Linked DNA regions of Mus musculus: region 1 is linked to region 2. The links are chromatin contacts, found by Hi-C or POLR2A ChIA-PET in ENCODE. All regions are on one chromosome and are shown on one strand. Each heading gives the region's core, a stretch centred on a gene start or an enhancer-like site at or near the end of the contact. The rest is flanking DNA. Distances are from core to core; before and after follow the strand shown.

Evidence for each region. A loop is a pair of places that touch in the nucleus more often than their neighbours do. ChIA-PET counts read pairs that join two places held with the same protein, here RNA polymerase II (POLR2A).
Region 1: POLR2A ChIA-PET joins it to region 2 with 13 read pairs in embryonic stem cell. The contact joins the promoter of Pim3 here to the promoter of Zbed4 in region 2. A Hi-C loop is called at or near these places in 1 of 37 maps with a recorded cell type or tissue (heart). POLR2A ChIA-PET finds 5 or more read pairs at or near these places in 4 of 5 experiments (Patski and embryonic stem cell).

What each region holds. Positions count from the first base shown.
Region 1 is chr15:88,860,609-88,863,453 of GRCm38, forward strand. It overlaps Pim3 (proviral integration site 3), which reads left to right and starts at 1,586. Exons shown (of 6, transcript NM_145478.2): 1 at 1,586-2,144; 2 at 2,230-2,339; 3 at 2,433-2,483; 4 at 2,571-2,845. The coding sequence starts at 2,060. It overlaps Gm33049, which reads left to right. Exons shown (of 3, transcript XM_006521646.3): 3 at 1,225-1,898. The coding sequence ends at 1,872.
Region 2 is chr15:88,750,222-88,753,091 of GRCm38, forward strand. It overlaps Zbed4 (zinc finger, BED type containing 4), which reads left to right and starts at 1,490. Exons shown (of 3, transcript NM_181412.3): 1 at 1,490-1,581.

The DNA.
Region 1 (2,845 bases), core at 336-2,835, 110 kb after region 2:
GGACAACACAAAGAAACCCTGTCTTAAAAAACAAACAAACAGGAGAGAAAAAAAAAAAGAAAAGAAAATCACTTGGGAGCCGGTTGGTGCTGGTACACACTTTTAATCCCAGAACTGGGGAGGCAGAGGCAGGAGGATCTCTATGGGTTTGAGGCCAGCCTGGTCACATGCTGGGTGAGGGTCTCTAGGGAGACACCAGGGAACCCCAGCCATTCTTCACCATTGAATTTACTACCCACCTAGACAGTTCTCAAGGATCCCTCCCTCCCTCTCCCGAAAGACTGGGGTCCAATACAACCAGATTGTCCTGGCCAGGAGGAGCACAGGCCCTGTTGGGTTCTTAGCTGGTCCTTTGAAAGCACCCACAGGCAGACAACCCCCGCCCCTCCCCCACACCTGAGCAGGTACCCTGTAAACCCTGCTGATAGCTGGTATGGAAAGCTTTGTTCTTGGCAGATGTGGTCAGCTCCTGGAAAGCATGTTAGGAGACAGCCAGACAGAGCTCCAAGAACCTGAGACCTATTCCGAGGGCCTGAGTGTGTCCAGACTGTTGAGGGTCTAGGCCACAAAGACAGAAAGGGGGTGAGGAAACCAGGTGGGCCCCAAATAGTGTCAAGGCAGTAGGCGCCTCAGAAAGGTTCCAGAGAGAGAAAGTGTGGATTGCGGTGTTAGTGGAGGAACATGGATAAGCCAGTGGGAAGCCAGGCTCCAGATCCCCCAAGTAGTAGCAGTTCAGGAACGACAGTTGAATCGTTTAGACATCAAACTGAAGTCCAGGGAGCAATGGCTCTCAACTCATTCTCACCCAGCTATGACAGATGACAACTCCAAGTCCTGGGTTGCTCTTGGGTCAGTGACTTAGCCAGGGGTCAACAACAGTTGAGTCTAATTTCACTGGTGTCTTAAGGTATAGGTAAAAAGGACACAGGGAGACTGCTGTAGGCTGTGTCTACTTGAGCTGCTCAGGACGGAACTATGGGCATAATAGTCATCAACAAAGGACCTTTGGTAGTTGTGAGCAGCTAAAGGGACACTTTGTCAGATGGCCTTAGAGCAGAGGGACAAGTTCCCAGGAGGGAGGATCTAGGGTTTAGGAGGCTCTCATAAGTACCCAGCTAGGAGCATGAGATCTGAGCCTAGCTGATGGGCGAACACTCAAGGTGTGCTCCAGGGAGCTGAGGCTGGGTTGAGAGGTCTGAGGGCAATGCTTTCTCTGTCGCCCAGCCACGTGCGCATCGTGGCGCGCGAGCAGCGGGTGACGCACACAGAGCTAGTGTCAGCGTAGGCCTCAGGGCCGCACGACTGTCCTCCCGGACTTCCGCTTCTCAGAGGGGGCCGACTCCTCGCACACCCCCAGCCACAAACGCCCACGAAGAACGAGGGAACAACACGCGTAACTCGCGGAGCCGGAGAGTGACCTTCCTCAGCGCGGCCTGGGGGGCGAGGCTCGGAAGGCCCCGCCCTACGCTGCCATTGGCTGAGTCCCCGTGTCCTTTCAAAACCTCGATTTTCATTGGCTTATGCGGCCCCGCCCGCGCTGCCGGAGACATAAGGGGGCCGCCGCCCGCGCGCGAGCTGCGCGTGCGCAGGGCGGGTGAGAGCGCCGTGAAAGCCGCGGAACGCCGTGCACCTCCGCGACTCTACTACGGCAAGCTAGTCCGGACGGGTCGTCGTCCCCGCGCGCCACCAGCCCTTGGTGAAACGACAGGGAGCGTCCGGCTTCCCCAGCACCGCCCTGCGAGACTCAAAACAGCCACACCGCAAAGCGAGCCTCGGGCGGAAGGAGGCGGAGCTTCAGGCGGCCCCGCCTCCGCGGAAGGATACACATCTCCGTGGTCCAAAACCCCGGGGCGAGGCGGCCGGGGCGTGTGAGCTGCTCGGCCAGCTGCCGTCTACGCGCTTTCGCGCGGCCACCGGGCAACTGCGCCGCGCGGCTGCCCCGCTGAGCGCTCGGCCTCGGGGCCGTGGGATCCGCCGCGCTGTCTGCGGTCAGGAAGACCGCCCTCCCGCGTCCTTGCCGGACGGGTCAGAGGCGGCACCGCACGCGAGGCCACCCGCGATGCTGCTGTCCAAGTTCGGCTCCCTGGCGCACCTCTGCGGGCCTGGCGGCGTGGACCACCTCCCAGTGAAGATCCTACAGCCAGGTATGTGTGGGGACCAGGGAGGGGGCCTGGGCGGGGGCCGGGGGGTGGCTTTGGGTCATCATCAACCCGATTGTTTGTCCCACAGCCAAGGCTGACAAGGAGAGCTTCGAGAAGGTGTACCAGGTGGGCGCCGTGCTGGGCAGCGGCGGCTTCGGCACGGTCTACGCGGGCAGCCGCATCGCCGACGGACTCCCGGTGAGTCGTGGCTCCGGGCGCACCCGCGTGGACGATCGCCACGCTCGGCCGCCCGTCTGACCGCTCGCGTGTCGCCCCCTCTTTTCCCCGCAGGTGGCTGTGAAGCACGTGGTGAAGGAGCGGGTGACCGAGTGGGGCAGTCTCGTAAGTATGCGGGTGCGGGGCGTGCGGGTGCGGGGCATGCGGGTGTGGGTTGCCTTGGCTTTGTCCGATGACCGCCTTGTCCCCCAGGGCGGAGTGGCCGTGCCCCTGGAGGTGGTGCTGCTGCGCAAGGTGGGCGCGGCGGGCGGCGCGCGCGGCGTCATCCGCTTGCTGGACTGGTTCGAGCGGCCCGACGGCTTCTTGTTGGTGCTGGAGCGACCCGAGCCGGCACAGGACCTCTTCGACTTCATCACTGAACGAGGCGCCCTGGACGAGCCGCTGGCGCGTCGCTTCTTCGCGCAGGTGCTTGCCGCTGTGCGGCACTGCCACAATTGTGGGGTCGTGCACCGCGACATCAAGGACGA
Region 2 (2,870 bases), core at 240-2,739:
CCTCATTGTCTTCTACTTCCCGTTTTCCTTCTTCCCCTGCACAGCCTGTGCAGGGCTAGGAGCACAGAGGGGCCATCTCCAGGTGAAGAGTTTGTGCAGGTGCTTCTGTATAAACAAATGGAAGCTCGTCAAGACTTTCCGGCTGGGCTGAGACATCCTAAGCTAAAGCTCAAACTCTCTCCTAGCTACTTTACTTGTTCTAGGCGCTACCCCTTAGCTCTATAGCTCAAGAACCCATGTCTCAACAGTTCTCCTGGGGCTTCGGAAATCCTTCATGAAGGCAGATGTTCTCTTTCCTCTGGGGTGTAGGGTACGAGGGGCATAACAAGGAGAGGAAGGTTACTGGGAAAAAACTTCTGTACCCTACGGGAACCTGCTAGCTGAGGACCTCCACCCAGGTCTTTCTGCTGTTCCCCATTGAGTCTCATATGGAGCCACCACCTCCACCACAAACATCAGCTTCCCTGAATGGAAGGCGAAGAAGACAGAAGCCAGGCTCAGGGTTCCACACCAATGATGACTTCCACCAGCAGTGCACTGGCAGCCCAACCACCTTCCCTTGAACTTAAAGACACAGAATCCCAAACCATGTCCATTGACCAGTGATGGTGAATCAGGGTAAGCAAGGTGTGACATCAGCACTCGACGCCTCCCCCGACCGCACCACCACCACCTCAATCACAGAAGGAAACTCCTAAACACGCAGAACAGGAGATGGGCGTAGGACAGAACTCCCGCATAAGAGAACAAGCTGTGGTCTAAAGTGTCATCAGAGAAGGACCTCTGGGATAAATTCCACCTGCAGAAATTACATGGTCCGCACAGGCATCTGAACTGGGGCGTTCAATGTTCAGCTCCTTATTTCTTTTACCCAAACATGGCCCCAGGCCCTGAGCAGCTAGCACCTGCTGTGTCTAGCCTCCACCCAAGGGCTACTGAAAGTGGTTGCGCGCAACGCCCCCGGAGAAGGCGCCCGCCTTGACCACAAGCCCGGAAGCTCCGCGGCCAGCCGTTGAGAGCGCAGGACCACCCTAACGGCCAAGCCCTAAGAAGAAACCACTGAGAACGCGCGCTTCTCAAACGCGCAGCAATTCCAACCAACCGCCGTGGCGACTGCGCCTGCGTAGTCTTCGGACCGAACGCCCGACAGGGCAGGTGCGCCAGACCGCGCTTGCGTAGTTTGACGGAGGAGGCCAGCGACCAGACCTCGTGTGTGTGAGACTGCGCCGGAGTAACCTGACCTCCGGAGATGGGGCGAGGGGAAACTGCGCCTGCGTAGTCTTCGTAGCTCCGCCCCGTTTGCCTAGCCGGGGCCCATCCAGCCGTACTCTAGGCATCCCCCCCCAAGGCGGGGCAGGTGCGCACGGACTGCGCTTGCGCACGACAGCCCCGCCCCGGGCCCCGCCCCCGACCCGCGCGGGGCCCTGGGAGGGGCGCAGCGTCCGGCGGCGTCGCGGGCGGCGGGGCTGGGGCGGCGGGAGGGGCGGCGGGGGCAGACAAAGCGGCTAATGAATGGGCGCGCCCGTCGCGCTGTTCGCAGCCCGCGGGCCCGCGCAGCGCAGCGCGGAGCCGGCGCCTCAGGTGAGTGCGCGCGGGACGCTCCAGTGGCGTCTTCGACGGCCGGCGCCGCGCAGGGGTTGGGGAACCGCGCCATTGTCCGTGCGCGGCGGGCCGGGTGGAGGCTGTGTCCCGAGACTGCGCCCGGCCCGGCCCAGCCCGGCCCGGCCTCTGACAGCTGCGCCTCGCGCCGCGGGCGGGCCCAGGCCGCGGAGGGGAGCGACCGCGGGACGCCCCGTGGGACCTTTCGTCAGGTGCCGGGCTCCCGCCACGTCGTGGCGTCCCCCAAGCCGGTGCCGGTGGGCGCGCGTGTCCAGGAAGGGGCGCAGGCAGGCGGCACGGCGGTGACACGGGTCGGTGTCACGCTTCTTGGTGCCTGCCTAGCTTGAAGCGTGTGCGTCTGGGTCTGACCGCGGAGGCTTAACGAAACTTAACTCAACGCTTTGGCTCCGTAGCGTCTTCACGGTCGCAGTACCTGCCGTCATTTTTTGTTCCTTTTGTCCTTTTTGGTGCGACCCACTCGCTTCTGCCCGGGATGGCTGCGGGTCCTCGCTCTCCGTCTGGAGGTTCTCACGAGGCTCCAGCGCGTCTTTTCAAGTCCCTGCAGCGCCGAGCCTCAGGAGGAGCGGCTGTCGCGGTTCTGGCGTTTGTAAAAAGGGAAGTCATTTGTTTTTGAAGTTAATTAGGATAAGATTAAGTGTAGTTTTTAAAAGGACACTTGTGCCTTCTGGCTTCGTAAAGCCAGTCAGCCAAGGCAAGTACATTCTTGTGACTTGGTAGGAAGAAAGAAATTTTCCCCTTTATATCGTGGTGATAAAAATTAATAAGACCAGGGAAATTTTAGTTTTGAGTTTTTTTTTTTTTTTTTTTTTTTTTAGTACTCTGAATAAACGTAGTTGCAAGGCACGAATTAATTCCATGCTAAGCAGAATTGAGAAGCTACAAGTTTGGCTCTACACCCTGAGGGAGTGGCTTGTGCATGAAGACATTGGTGCATGCTTTCTGTAATCTATATAAACTTTTTTCTATATAAATTTTTATATAGACTTTTTGTGTGGCTTTTATTTTCATGAGAAGATCTAGTTAAAAATTTTTTTGAATCTTTAGGAAGTTTCAAAGTCTCAGTGTGCTGATAGGTTTTCATCAATTTACACAAACCTAGACATATTTTGGAAGAGGGAACTTTTTTTAATCTCTTATTTTTAATGTTCATTGGTGTTTCACCTACAAGTATGTCTCTGAGGGAATGTTGAATCCCCTATAACTAGAGTTACAGTTTCGGTTGTAAGCTGCCTGTGACTGAATGGAATTGA